2 separate regions of the Homo sapiens genome follow, and region 1 is linked to region 2. Evidence: chromatin loops called from intact Hi-C (ENCODE). Cell type or tissue: CD14-positive monocyte. All regions are shown on one strand. Links, peaks and the distances in the headings refer to the core of each region. The heading gives the core; the rest is flanking DNA.

Region 1 (6,262 bases), core at 3,763-6,262, 77 kb before region 2:
GTGCAGCCTGGGTCTCAGACAGGGGGTGGGGGACAGGCCACAGAGATTCCCTATCTCAGCAGAGAGGAGACAGGCTCAGGCTGCCACGCCTTGCCAAAACCCAGCCTGGCCAGGCCAGCCCGGCACCTTCCACCTAGATAAGTTGTGCTGCTCCAGAGAAAGAGCCTGGGGTCAGAGTGGACCTGCGATGCATGGCACAACCTGCTGGACAGTGGCGATGAGGGGTTCAGGGACCTGGGCACCCAGAAGCGGGCACCTGATATTGTACCCAGCAAAACTGCTCCTAATAATGTCATTTTTTCTCTCTCTTACAGGCCTCAGGCCCAGGCCCAAGGCCAAGTGAGAGAGCCCAGGCCACAGGACATGCTGCCATTCTGCCAAGAGAGGCTCTTCTGGGGGCCAGGCTGGGACTGGGCCCCGGAAACCAAAACTCCGTGCCTTACCCAGCCGGGGCCCTCCTGGAGCCTTCTTGGGGTGTTGTGGCTGGGAACCCGACAGGCACCAGTGCCCTGCCAGGCCTGGTGCCCTCCTGGACCGCCTGCACGTGCCAGCCTCCCACCTGCTTCCTAAAGGCAACCCTGGCCCACACCCGCATGCGCCCGGTGCAGCCTGCCAAGGGCCAGTCGGGGGGTGCTGCGTCCTGCCAGTGTCCACCACAGCTCTGCCTGCCCTTCAGCCCAGCAAGGTTTAATCAAAATGCAATGCTTTGCAAGTCTTTACTGCTTGGAGGTGGCTGAGTTGGGGGCCCTGGGCAGGGGTAAGCTGGCAGGCAGTGCCATGGCAGGCCAGGGTCCCCTCCCATGGGGTCTGGCCCCCGTTCCAGCATGTCCAGCCCCTGAAGTTGGAGTGGGGGGCGGTCTGCCTTTGCTGCCACTGCCAGGCCTCTGCCCTGCAGCTGAAACTTGGCCATCACATCAACAGAAAACCCCTCCCAGTGCCAGCTGCCCAGCGTGGGCAGGCCCTGGGGACAATACAGGTCCACCTGAGGGGCTGCAGGGTGACACCCAGCAGCCGCTGCCCCCTCACTGCCCACCCAGCGAGGGCAGCCTACCCGAGCCTGCCCCCTGCCAGGTGTGTGCCCTGAGGCTGGCGGCTGGATGCGTGGCCAATAAAAAGCAGACCTAGCCCGGTGTGCGACTGTCGTGTTCAGAGGCTGCGGGAGTGGGCGGTGGACGTGGGCTCCCACAAACATGGTGAGCGCTGGACAGGCCCCGTGTGAACACTCACTGTTGAGGGGCCCCCAGGCCCCGTGTGAACACTCACTGTTGAGGGGTCCCTGGGCCCCCAGGCACCGTGTGAGCATTCACTGTTGAGGGTCCCCCAGTCCCCCAGGCCAGGGGCTGTCCCTGGAGCCCTCAGGAGGCAGTAAGAAACATCTAGAAGAGGGCAGACCCAGTGGTGAACCGCATCCAACAGTGGTGAGATGGGTGCAGCTCTACAGGGGCGTAATTTACAAACCACCAGACTCCCTGGTTATGTGTGTGCTGCGGTGGTGTTTGCTCTCCAGCAGATCAAGTTTGTGCAATGATCCATTTTGAGAATCTCTCCGTCACCCCAAGAAGTCCTCTCGCACCCATCAGTCCGACCCCTTCCCCGTGCTCCTCCCCAGCCCTGGCAGCCACTCACCTGCACTCCAGACGCTCCAGATGTCATGCATGTCTCCTGGCTTCCTTCGGCTGTTTTCACGCGCCATCCTCACGGCAGGCTGTATCAGGACTTCATTCCATTTCATGGCTGAAGCACATTCCATTGCATGCAGGGACCACATTTTGTTTGTCTGCTCTTCTGTCCATGGACATCTGGGTTGCTTCCAGTTTGGGGCTTCTGTGAATCCTGCTGCTGTGGACATTTGCGTAGTCCTCGTGTGGATGCTGCTGTGGACGTCTGCGTCGTCCTCGTGTGGATGCTGCTGTGGACGTCTGCGTCGTCCTCGTGTGGATGCTGCTGTGGACGTCTGCGTAGTCTCGTGTGGATGCTGCTGTGGACGTCTGCGTCGTCCTCGTGTGGATGCTGCTGTGGACATCTGCGTAGTCTCGTGTGGATGCTGCTGTGAACGTCTGCGTAGTCTCGTGTGGATGCTGCTGTGGACGTCTGCGTAGTCTCGTGTGGATGCTGCTGTGCACGTCTGCGTCGTCCTCGTGTGGATGCTGCTGTGGACGTCTGCGTCGTCCTCGTGTGGATGCTGCTGTGGACGTCTGCGTCGTCCTCGTGTGGATGCTGCTGTGGACGTCTGCGTCGTCTCGTGTGGATGCTGCTGTGGACGTCTGCGTCGTCTCGTGTGGATGCTGCTGTGGACGTCTGCGTCGTCTCGTGTGGATGCTGCTGTGGACGTCTGCGTCGTCCTCGTGTGGATGCTGCTGTGGACGTCTGCGTCGTCTCGTGTGGATGCTGCTGTGGACGTCTGCGTCGTCCTCGTGTGGATGCTGCTGTGGACGTCTGCGTCGTCCTCGTGTGGATGCTGCTGTGGACGTCTGCGTCGTCCTCGTGTGGATGCTGCTGTGGACGTCTGCGTCGTCCTCCTGTGGATGCTGCTGTGGACGTCTGCGTCGTCCTCGTGTGGATGCTGCTGTGGACGTCTGCGTAGTCTCGTGTGGATGCTGCTGTGGACGTCTGCGTAGTCTCGTGTGGATGCTGCTGTGGACGTCTGCGTCGTCCTCGATGCTGCTGTGGACGTCTGCGTCGTCCTCGTGTGGATGCTGCTATGGACGTCTGCGTAGTCTCGTGTGGATGCTGCTGTGGACGTCTGCGTCGTCCTCGTGTGGATGCTGCTGTGGACGTCTGCGTAGTCTCGTGTGGATGCTGCTGTGGACGTCTGCGTAGTCTCGTGTGGATGCTGCTGTGGACGTCTGCGTCGTCCTCGTGTGGATGCTGCTGTGGACGTCTGCGTAGTCTCGTGTGGATGCTGCTGTGGACGTCTGCGTCGTCCTCGTGTGGATGCTGCTGTGGACGTCTGTGTAGTCTCATGTGGATGCTGCGAGTTTTCGTTGCTCTGGGGTAGATTCGTAGCGGAGGAACAACTGGGCGACACGCTAAGTTTATGTTTAACTTTTTAAGTAACTGCCTAACTGTTTTCCAAAGCAGCTGCACCATTTTTCATTCCCATCCATGCTATTGTTTTTCAGTTAAATAGCTCCACTCCTCCCCCTCCCCACCCTCCACAGAACTGCCAGTAAAACTGGACTATGGAGTATTGGGTGGGGTCACCTACAAGGTCATCTGCAGCAAGTGAGACCATCGCCCCTCCTGCCTGGAGAGGTGGGACTGGGGACCCTGTGACAGGAGGAGCTGCCCTTCCTGGAGCCTGGTTTTTCTTTTTCCTCTGTGCTCCATGAGAAGTCAGTTTAGTGGGCTACAGCCAGCAAAGGAACCAAAACCAACAGGAGCTCTGGGGGTGCCTTGCATGGCGAGGCTCCGTGGCTGCACGCGTGTATGCAGGTGGCTGTGGGTGTCTGTGTGTCCTGGGCCACTGTGTGCGATGGTCCCACTGGGAGGTGTGGCCCCCAAAGAGTGGAACCCACAGGTGGACACACCCATGCACCCTCGTTCTTGCCCAAGGTCACACATCGAGACAGCAGGGCCCAGATGGATGGCCCCAAGCTCGGTGGCTCCCGTGCTGCCCACACCTGGGGACAGGCCCACTGTGGGGGGTAAGGGGTGGAGGTGTTCTAATTCGGGCTGAGCCGTGTGACTGGCAGGGGCCCCAGCTGTTGGGCCTGGGCAGGACTGTTTTTAGAAAAGCCCCAACTCCCTGCCCCTACCCGGGCCCGTGGCTATTTATAGTCCGGGCCTGGAGAAGTCAGTGAGTCACTAGCGTTCGCCTCTGCAGGGTCAGTCCAAGCCCCCTTAGTGAGGTGGTCTAGCATGTCCCCCAGTCCCCCAAGCCTCTATCTGACATCTGCTAGCCCAGAGCCCCAGGGGTCCCCAGGAAGGGCTCAGAGCTGGTGGCCCCCCCCAGGCCTTGGCAGCACCTCCTTGTCTGATGGGACTTTGTGGTTCCTGGTGGACATTTAACATTGTCGGTTTCTCTCATCTGGAAACAAACCTCCATGACGCTCTTGGTTTCTCCTGTTGCAGTCTGCCTCTTCCCTACCTGCACAGCTCTCTGCTGTGCCCCAAATTCCCTCCTTGACACCCCCAGACCCACTGCCCCACCCTCAGGTGCAGCCCCTTCTCAGCAGGCTCCAGGTTCTGCCAAATCTCAGAGCCCTCCAACCCTGCTCCAGCCCCTTCCCAAGCTGGGGCCGGTGGTCTGTTCACCCCCGACCAGCTGTCACCCCCAAGGTGGCACTAGGAAGTTCATGCATGAAGACTGCTTTTCCACTGAGGCCCCACTGACTGCTTGGAACCCATACAACGGCATTTTCCCCGCAAGGATGCTGAGGGAGAGGAAGTGTCGATGTGCCCAGTGGAAGAAGAGGGGACTGGGGACATGGGTGCAGGGGGCAGGAGGCCAGGCTTCAAACAGCCCCTCTCCCCCAGGCTGGGGCACGGTCAGGTGCCAAGAGAGGAGGGGTGGGGAGGCTGCAGGCAGGGGTGGGCAGTGGTGTCCTTGGCTGCACCTGAATCACTAACTCAGTGTGAGCGACCTTTGCTGTGACAGGCCCAAGCTCCACTCCTTCCTCACAGGGAGTGTCCCGTCTCCATGGACTCCCTGTCACTAGCCTTGGAGTTGCCCTGAGCCCAAGGGGCCTCGTGGCTCCAGGCTCTTTGGCAACTGAGAGCCGTCAGGGAGGGAACAAAGGACCCCGCCTCCCTGCTCTGAAGCAAGAACCTGATTCTCTTTTCCGCCCTTGGGGCCCCAGGACCCTTCTCTTGGCCACCAGGGCTGGCTTCCTCCAAGCCTCATCTACTTGGGAGGGGTGGGGCGGGATGGGTGAGACAGGACAACCAGCCGGGAACACGGGAGCCTCGCAGACCATCGCCTCCCTCTGGGGCCTAGTCCCTCCACAGGCTGGGCCGGGAAGGTCTGGTGTGGGACCTCTTGGGAACCTGGGCCCCACGGTGGCGTGCATCCCTGGGGGTTGCTCCCATGCCAGCCAGGTGACGCTGACAGGATGGGTCCCTTTACCCCAGACTTGGGTGCTGAGGGCCGGAGCTCCATGCTGGAGCCCGCCTGCTCGCTACAGCCAGGCCCGAGCCACAGCGCGCCCGGGCGGGACGCGGGGCCCCTGCCGTGGGGCAGAAGTGCGGGCAGTTGCGGGGACACAAAGTCCTCGGAGAGGACGCGCTGCGCGGCTCTTCGCGGCCGCCAGGGGGCGCGCCCGCGCCCAGGGCACTCGGGGTTCCACGGGGGGCAGGTGCGCTCCTCGAGAGTGCGGACCCTCTAGGTGGGGTGCAGGACGCAGCTCCCCTTTTGCAAACCGCACTCCTTCCCTGGAGGGAACGACCACCCCTGCAGTTGCTGGAACCCCGAAGTCCTGGGCCCGGCAAGGGCTTGGTGGGGGGTGAGGTCGCGGTGCACAAGCCCTGGTCCCCGACGGGCTAGCGAGAAACTGCCTCCGTTGGCAAATTCGTGGGGGCGGCTCCCCAGGCCATCTGCCTGCCTGGCCGTTGGTCCGTGCGGCCCCTCACCCCTAAAGTGCTCGAGACTCAACTGGGCTTCCCGGGCAGCGGCGAGGGGGCGGGGATGTGGCGGCCGGAGGTCACCGGGGCGTCACTGCGCCCGCCCTGGCCCTCCCCCGGCCCGCCCCCTGCCCCGCCCCCTGCCCCGGCCCGGCTCCATTTAATGGCGCGGACGCCGGCGGCGGCGGGCTCCTGGCCGGGCCAGCGCAGCGGAAGAGCCAAGCCAGCATGTCGGGGACCCGAGCCTCCAACGACCGGCCCCCCGGCGCAGGCGGCGTCAAGCGGGGGCGGCTGCAGCAGGAGGCGGCGGCGACCGGCTCCCGCGTGACGGTGGTGCTGGGCGCGCAGTGGGGGGACGAGGGCAAAGGCAAGGTGGTGGACCTGCTGGCCACGGACGCCGACATCATCAGCCGCTGCCAGGTGCGGGCTGGGGCGCCGGGTCCCTCCCCCACCGCCCAGCGAGCCCCCCTCCCCCGACCCAGACGGCCCCTGTCCTCCCATGCCCTGGCCGGTCACTCACCCGCTTGGATGCCTTCCTTCCGGGAGCACCTTTCCCAGGGCCACCCCACCCACGCACGCACACGCACCACTCACACAACCCCCGACCCACACACACCGCCCTCCTTCCACCCACCCCTACTCCACCACCCCGGCAGCGGGCCAGGGCACAGCTATAAATACAAGTCGCTGAGTTGGGGAC
Region 2 (8,401 bases), core at 1-2,500:
GAGTTCACCCTTAACTTACTTGAATTCAGCTATTCCTGCTGGTGGCTGGGGCAAGGCAGATGATTATTTAAATGCGTGGAGAGAGGGGAGTTGACCTTCCTCAGGAAGGGGTCCTTAGGGTGGATGGCCGGCGGCAGTGGGAGCCAGGCCTCTGCCGTCCCTAAGCTAGTCTCAGTGGCTGTAAGTGCAGTGTCATTCCAGGGGTCCAAGCTGCAGTTGCCAGGTTTAGGAAATAAAGATGCAGTCCATCCGGTGAAACAAGGAATGATATTTTAGTATAACAACGAGGCCTTCCTTCCCAGACTTCAGATCCCACTGTGGGCTCCACTCCTCCTGCACACACATACCTGGCCGGGTCCTGTCCTTTGTGATCCAGCCCCTCTTCCAGCACCACCCCCACCCCACTGCTTGGCCTTGACTGGGGTGACTCCTCCACTACATTCTCCATTTCCCGGACTCCAAGGCAGAGAAGAATGAGACCGGCTGAATTCAAATCGTGGTTCAGTGACTTACTGCCTGATACATGGCTCTGGGTACCTTACCTAAACTCTCTCACCAAAAAGGTATGAAAATAAGAGCGTCTAGTTAATGGGACTGTTGTGAAGATGATCCGGTGGTCTAGAGTACCTTCAAACCTGCTCAGTCAAGGGCAGCCCAGGTTGTGCCCCTGGGAAAAGGCTCCATCTGCCTGGGAGGGACCCTAACCCCGCCAAACACACTCTCTACTTCTCTGGCGATTCCCTCTCCCACAACCAGGCGTCCCCCTCACATCTTCTCAATGCTTCTTTGCCCTAGAACACTTTCCCCCACTCCTCCCTACCCCCACTCCCATGCCAGCCCCTGTCCGGAGTCTCCTCCTCTTTGAACACGTTCCTGCCTACCCTGGGCTCTGGAGGGCTTCCGACTGTCTCTGTTATGGCGTTTGTCCCCCCGTGCCACCATGTCTGCTGGGAGGTGCCCGTTTTCCGTGCCTCTCTGCGCTGGGTCCCCCATAGACGCTGGGCTGGGGTCTGTGGAGAGGGTGGAAGTCCCCGTTCTGGACTCTAGGATCGACATCCTGCTTGAATGTTTGGAAGAGGGTCCCAGCTGAATTAAATTCAAAAAGAGGCTTTCAAGGAAGAAGGAGGTGTCATCTTTGCAAAATTAACGACCCCCAATCCACGCAACCCCTACGCCATCCCAAGGCCGGCGCCCTGCGAGGTGGCGGGAGGCCAGGGTCCCGGGTTTACCCTCGGGTGACTGCCCAACGCGGGCTGGGATACAAGCGGACCCTCGGAAGGGTTCCTTTTGCAGACTGGCGCAGTAAGGACCCCATGCCGGGAAAGGTTGGGAGGTGGGGGACCCAGGCCAAAGCGCCAAGTATCGCGAGAGACCCCCTGCCCCCGCGCAGTGCCCTAAACCCCCCTCACACCCCAGCGCCCCTGCTGGCTGCGCGCGGGGCCCGGCCGGGTGGGGCGGACAGGGAAGGGGGGGCGAGGGTGACCTCAGCGGTTCCGCCGCTCCGGGAAGTCGCTCGGCCCGCCCCCTCCGGCCCCCGCCCCGAGTTTCGCTCTCTCTGGGGCGGGGCGAGCGGCGGGCGGCGCTGGGCCAGCCAAGTTGGAGCGCGCCCCGCCCGGCGCCCTCGCCGTCCCCGCGCCCTCCCCGCCGGGGCGCGCTGCCCGCAGCTCCACGCGCGCCAGGGCCGCCCTGGGGAGGGCGCGCGCGCGAGCGGCGACCGGAGAGGAGCTCGGGGCGGCGGAGGTGAGCGCTGGGGGTGGGCTCCCGGCTCTGCCCGCCCCGCCCGCCCGCCGGCCCTCTCCCCGCTCCCCGCGGCCGCGCTGCCATAAATGGGGCCGGCGGCGGCGGCATCTGGTGGGCCGGGCGGCAGCTGGAGGCGGCGCGGAGGCGTGGGGCGGGTGGCGGCGCAGCCACCCGGGCGTCGGGGACGCCGCGAGCGGGCGGCCGCCCGGGAGTGAAGTTCAGGAGCGCCCGGGCGGGGACGCGCGCAGGTTTGCGCGGCTCCGGCTCCTGCGCCTGAGTCCCGGGACCCGCCCCCGCGGCGGAGCTGCTACTGTTTACTTTCGATCGAGTTTTTCCTGCTCGGGGCAGGTGCCCGCGGCGGCTCTGGACGGGAGGTTGCGCGCGTCACTCCCGCGCCGCTCTTTCCGCGCTGCCTGCAGCCGGGAAGGGCGCTTCGTGGGCGCCTCCAGGCGCGCTGACGGGCGTCCCGTTTGTGCCCAGGTGATGACGGCGGCGGCATGGAGTTCCCTGAGCACGGCGGACGGCTGCTGGGCCGCCTGAGACAGCAGCGCGAGCTGGGCTTCCTATGCGACTGCACCGTGCTGGTGGGCGACGCGCGCTTCCCGGCCCACCGTGCCGTGCTGGCCGCGTGCAGCGTCTACTTCCATCTCTTCTACAGGGACCGGCCCGCGGGCAGTCGCGACACGGTGCGGCTCAACGGCGACATCGTCACGGCGCCCGCCTTCGGCCGCCTACTGGACTTCATGTACGAGGGCCGCCTGGACCTGCGCAGCCTGCCTGTGGAGGACGTCCTGGCAGCCGCCAGCTACCTGCACATGTATGACATCGTCAAGGTCTGCAAGGGCAGGCTCCAGGAGAAGGATCGAAGTCTGGACCCGGGGAACCCTGCCCCTGGGGCAGAACCTGCTCAGCCACCGTGCCCCTGGCCTGTCTGGACCGCGGACCTCTGCCCAGCTGCCCGAAAGGCCAAGCTCCCCCCGTTTGGGGTCAAGGCTGCCCTCCCTCCTCGAGCATCTGGGCCTCCTCCCTGCCAGGTCCCAGAAGAGTCAGACCAGGCCCTGGACCTGTCGTTGAAGTCTGGCCCAAGGCAGGAGCGGGTCCACCCACCGTGCGTCCTCCAGACACCCCTCTGCAGCCAGAGGCAGCCAGGGGCCCAGCCACTGGTGAAGGACGAACGGGACTCACTGTCCGAACAGGAGGAGAGCAGCAGCTCTAGGAGCCCCCACAGTCCCCCGAAGCCACCTCCTGTTCCTGCAGCCAAGGGCCTGGTGGTGGGCTTGCAGCCGCTGCCCCTCAGCGGAGAGGGCAGCCGGGAGCTGGAGCTTGGTGCAGGGCGACTGGCGAGTGAGGACGAGCTGGGGCCTGGTGGGCCCCTCTGCATCTGCCCGTTGTGCAGCAAGCTGTTTCCCAGCTCCCACGTGCTGCAGCTGCACCTCAGTGCCCACTTCCGTGAGCGAGACAGCACCCGGGCCCGGCTCTCACCCGACGGCGTGGCACCCACCTGCCCGCTCTGTGGGAAGACCTTCTCGTGCACATACACACTGAAGAGGCACGAGCGGACACACTCGGGTGAGAAGCCCTATACGTGTGTGCAGTGTGGCAAAAGTTTTCAGTACTCCCACAACCTGAGCCGGCACACCGTAGTGCACACTCGAGAGAAGCCGCATGCCTGCCGGTGGTGTGAGCGCCGTTTCACGCAGTCCGGGGACCTCTACCGCCACGTCCGCAAGTTTCACTGTGGCCTCGTCAAGTCCCTTCTGGTGTGATGCATCCCTGTGGGTCCTGAGGGTGGGGTGGAAGGGAAGGGATGGGCCCTCCCAGGTGGGACACAGCATGGGGTGTGAAGCCTGACCAGGTGGAGGTCCCTGCTTGGGCCAGATGGCTCCACCCTCCTGGCAGAGAGAATGCTGCCTCTTCCTGGAACTTGGCCTCAGACTCGGTAACTTGGGCAGCCTTCCTCCCACCTTGCCTCTCCTTTCCCCTCACTCTCCAACTCATTCCGGCCCCCAGGCTGTGCCCTGCCTAGGCTGTGACACTATCTTCCTCTCCCGTCCCCTCCAGCCAAGTTCTGAGGGGTGTCCAACCAGCACCTGGCTCTGCCCCCGTTTCTCCGTGTGAGATGGCACATCCATCTCCCGGCCCGGGACTTTCCTGACCACCTCTCTGGCAGGCTTGGGGAGGTCTTCATGAGCCTGGCCCCACGCTAGGTGAATTATTCACATGTCAGAAAAGTTGTTGGTGTGCGTCCCAATGGGGCGCTGGGAGGGAACAGGACACTCCTGGGGAGCGGCAGCAGGAACCCCTGCCAGGAAGGCCTGGGGCACAGTGAGTGCCAGCAGGGGCCATCTGGGCACAGCTGGTGTCTCGGGGTGGGGGGGGGGGTGCAGCCCCAGCAGGGATCCTAAGGCAGCAGGAGTAGAGCCAGCTAGAAGCTGAGTGGCTGTGGCATCATTGTCACTCGGGTGGGACGTGGGTCCATGAGAGCGTGCAATTATGACCACACTGTAACTTTGAGCAGAGAAAGTGGGAATTTGGAACTGGATTCTCTTTAGAGCCAGGAAGAGCCTCCTGAGGCGGCCAGATGTCTGCTGGTGGCCGCCCAGCCACATGCTTGTCTGCCTGAGTGCAGGTCTAGGAAGCCTCTGGGCATCCCCCAGGGTGGGGTCTGGGCCGCTGAGCTGTGTGCTGCTGCTGGGCCACCGTGGGCCTTACCTTGACGGTCACTCTGCCTGCTAGGGGGTTTCCCTGGAGCTGTGGGCATTTCCGTGCACTGACTGAGCAGAGGCAAGGGCTGCCCTGTCCGCCAGGGGCAGGGTTTGCGGGCCTTCCTTTCCCCACGGCGAGGCATGGGTGAAAGTGGCCATGGCGGCAGGGTTAGGGGCAGGTGAGGAGTGGGAGTCGCAGCACCCTAGGGGCCTCCATCCGCAGCCTTGGGAGACTGACGCTCCTCGAACATGAATAGAATGTGGAGACCACAACCCCCACACATGTCGTTGGTTCAGGTCGCCCTGCTTTGCCTGCCTAATGGAGCACATCTTGCTGCCAGAACCTCACTGGCCTCTGGGGGTCGGCAGGTGCAGAGCCACCTGGACGCCTGGAGACCACCTGGGATGTTTCCTCTGTGACTGGGAATGGCCTTGACAACAGAGTCCAGCCAAGTCTACGTTATTTTCTCATCTCCTGACAACACTGGATGTCATATTTATTAGTCAGCCTGGTCTGGAGTGAAAGACCGTCCCTAGCGCATCTCCCACGCGCCCTGGGCTCCTGGTGTGCTGGGTGCCAGCCTGGGAGCCCAGCGCTTCTGGGTGATGCCCCAGGGCTCAGAGGCCCTGGATGGCTTTGGTCTCGAGACAGCTGGGGGAGGGGCCCTGCTTCTGATTGTCCTGGGCCCCAGCCCCCACCTCTGCAAGGGATCGGTGTGATGTGCTCCATAATCGGGTGGGGGGTGTGTGTGTGTGTGTGTGTGTGTGTATGTATGCATGCGTCTGGCACATGGCAAGGCCCAAGCCAACCCGGCACCCCGTAGATGGGCAGCTACACTGCCACCCAAGCACGGAGATGTGGCCGCGGCACTGGGTCCCCCAGTGGGTCCCATGGGGGAAGAACTTCCCTTTGCTGGGGTGGGCAGCCTGCCCTGAGCTATCAACACTGGATTTGTTGTCTTCTGCACAGCTACTGTGAAGATAACGTAAGGAGAAGTGGTCAGTTTTCATTTTATAACTGACACAGTTGGGACAAAATATATACGTGTACATATATTTAAGACACTAATTGTGTGGGAGAGTTTAGTAGAGGCCTGTGCAGACACAAGGCAAACAGCGTCAGCAGCGTGGGGGTCTCCTGGGCCAGCTCGGCACCTGTGGGTGCTCTGACCCTGGGGGTGGGGACAGCTCCGTGCTAACCCCAGCAGACAGTTGTTGGTGCACAGTGTCTAGGAGGCGTGGGAATGGGTGCTGTCTTCCTCTTTTCACATCATGGCGACAGTAATAAAGCCCACCTCCAGTGGAAACGGCAGTGACTATTCCTGAGGACGGGTGGGAACAGGTGTCCCAGATGCCACCACGTGCTCATGCTGGTGGATGGGGGAGGCTGGGACAGGGCTGAGGTGGCACCCCCTCTTTCCCCAGGTTTGTCCCCAACTGCCAGCGTTTGGGGGAGGGGAGTCCAGGGAGGCAGATCTGTCAGGGAGGCGGAGCACACAGGCCAGCTTGGGCAGGGCAGTCCACGGGGGTTTCTTGCCCTGGGGAAGGAGGCTGGACCCTGGAGGAAACCTGTGAACCTGGGGATGCCATGGCCCTCCCCACTACCCTACGCCCTTGGCCTCTTGTTGGTGGGAGAAGGCACAGAAATTTCTAGAGCCCTGTGCAGGCTGGGCTGGGCTCTGGGTTGATGAGGCTGGGGTGGGCAATTCCACGCCTCCTCCTCTGCCCTGCTCCCTCCAGAGGCCTTGCAGGGGGTCATTAGCCCTGAGCCCTCCCTGGCGGGAGCACGGCCTTCCTTTCCAGACCAAATGGGGCAGGGCCTCTACATGTGCTGTAAGCGTCAACACAGTGCCCTCTTGACTTGCGAAGAGCCAGGGTAAGCCCCAGGCCCAGGACAGGGTGGGGATGGTGCTGGCCAGACAGTCCTCAAAGTCAGGCTGAGCTGGTGTGCAAGGGCCTGCCCCTCTTGGGTCAGCTCCTGCCGCCTTCCCAGTCCTGACCCCAAATGCAGGTCCTTCCTTCTGGGAGGTGGTGCTGGCTCCTCCCCTACCCCCTCCCACACCCACCGTGCCTCCTGCTGAGTTTGGACCAGTGCCCTGTCCTGCAGGGAGGCCCTCTCATGTTCCCAGTTGGGCCCATGACTCAGCCCAGGCCTTCTCAACCCAGAGGAGGAGGCTGTTGCTATGCTAACCATGCAGGAAAGGAGGATGGTCTGCTGTCCCCTAGGGCGCATGGGGCTTCCTGGGGCCCCTCCAGCCTGCCCAGCTCTGCCACACTGTGCTCACACTCAGCTGACTGCTAGAGCTGTCGTGGAAGCTTTCAGTCCCACTCCTGGCCAGGGTGGGCCTCCTGGCACCCTCCTTGGAGGCCATCCAGCCGGCTTCCTTGGCTGGATGGTAAACTGAGGCACATGGAAGGGACCAGTACTTGTCCATGGTCCCAGAGCCAGTTGGTGGCAAATCCAGGACTTCCTTCCACAAACTCCAGGAAACCTCAAGCTGTTTACCCACAGTGCTGGGCACAGGGCACCAATGCTGTCAGAGGCACGGTGGCAGGTTGGGGCAGCAAGGACGAGGCCAGAGGGAAGGAGAGGGTCAGACTCTGCGGAGGAGGTATCCCTGGAGGCTCCCCAGGAAGGGTGACCTCTCAGGAGCCTGCGAGTGGACAACACAGACACAGGCACCAGGCAGGGGCTGGCCCCCCACAGAGGCCCGATCATGTCAGCCCAGGTGCGTGGACGCCACCCTGGGGAGGCTGCCTTGCAAGTGGGAAGCAGGTGAGTCGGCAGCCTTGGCCCTTCCCTTCTGCCACCTCCCCAGCTCCTGCCCACTCCCACACACACCTGGTCTTACCTTTCCCAGTGTTCCTGAATGGTGCTGAGTCCTTCCCGGTGTGGGAGGCTCCACTCCACAGACACCCCTGGAGAGCCGGTAACAAACAAACCCGGTGCAGACATGGCTCCAATCCTGGCTGTCCCAGCTCTCAGGGGTGAACTCCAAGCCCACAGAGGCTCTGCCCTGGTTTTCTATGACTTCTTTCATCCCCACCTCAGTCCCATCTTCAATGAACACATCCCACGCTGTCATCATGGTCATCATCACCATCACCGCCCCCTCCATGGAACCACAACTGTCACCTCCACCATTACCTTTACCTCCGCCATCAGTATCATCTCCACCACCATCACCTCCACTATCACATCACCTCCACCACCATCACCTCCACCCCCACCATCACCTCCACCTCTACCACCATCACCTCCACCATCATCTCCACCTCCACCATCATCACCTCCACCTCCAGCACCATTGCTTCCACTTCCATCACCATTACCTCCACCATCATCACCTTCATCTCTACCTCCATCTTCACCATCACCATCACCTCCACCTTCACCACCACCACCACCTTTATGGAAGATCCCTAAAGAAACTGAGCCAACTCTAGGTCGGCTTCCAGGCTGAGGAAGTAGGGCTTGATTATGTTCAAGCTGAGAAGTGGTTGGAGAAAGGGGTAATATCTGCCCTCCTCACTCAGTGGAGCTTCAGTATCTGCACTTCCCTTTTCTGTAGCCTTCAAGTTCCAGGATTTTTATTTTTATTTTTTGAGACATGGTCTTGTGTCGCCCAGGCTGGTCTTGAACTCCTGGACTCAAGTGACCCTCCCCACTCAGCCTCCTGAGTAGCTAGGATTCTAGGCATGAGCCATGGAACCTGCTAGTTCCAGGGTATTTTCTGTTTCCCTGCACCTCCTCCCTCTCGCCACTACCCTTCCATATACAGAAGAAGAAAAGTCTGCATCTCTGTGAAAGTAGGTCTGTACCTCTCTGCACGCACACCCACTGGCACCTCTGAACACACAGCACAGAAGGAAGGCCGCCCCTGCAAGTCCCAGGAATTCGGAATTCCATGGCACACAGGGCCACCGGTGCCTGTCCCGTCAGCCACCTGTCCTGT

What was found. A loop is a pair of places that touch in the nucleus more often than their neighbours do. Peaks named below come from ENCODE experiments on the same cell type or tissue, not always from the same donor. Only the 100,000 strongest peaks of a DNase experiment are listed, where the experiment ranks them.
Region 1: it touches region 2 in a loop (4-fold over the local background); 2 of 110 quality-filtered maps call a loop at or near these places.

Annotation. Positions count from the first base shown.
Region 1 is chr14:104,718,481-104,724,742 of GRCh38, forward strand. It overlaps INF2 (inverted formin 2), which reads left to right. Exons shown (of 23, transcript NM_022489.4): 23 at 315-4,055. It overlaps ADSS1 (adenylosuccinate synthase 1), which reads left to right and starts at 5,749. Exons shown (of 13, transcript NM_152328.5): 1 at 5,749-5,982. The coding sequence starts at 5,791. RefSeq lists an enhancer at 3,500-3,999 and a silencer at 5,556-5,965. In CD14-positive monocyte, for the core only: CTCF peaks have their summits at 5,270 (motif pointing right) and 5,474; DNase peaks (open chromatin) are centred at 5,241 and 5,581; H3K4me3 peaks cover 1,305 bases; H3K27ac peaks cover 349 bases; H3K27me3 peaks cover 8 bases.
Region 2 is chr14:104,798,961-104,807,361 of GRCh38, forward strand. It overlaps ZBTB42 (zinc finger and BTB domain containing 42), which reads left to right and starts at 2,141. Exons shown (of 1, transcript NM_001137601.3): 1 at 2,141-5,752. The coding sequence starts at 2,238. The coding sequence ends at 3,506. RefSeq lists silencers at 1,333-1,772, 1,803-1,912, 1,973-2,122 and enhancers at 5,166-5,665, 5,838-6,587. In CD14-positive monocyte, for the core only: CTCF peaks have their summits at 1,383 and 1,583; a DNase peak (open chromatin) is centred at 1,511; H3K4me3 peaks cover 1,447 bases; H3K27me3 peaks cover 606 bases.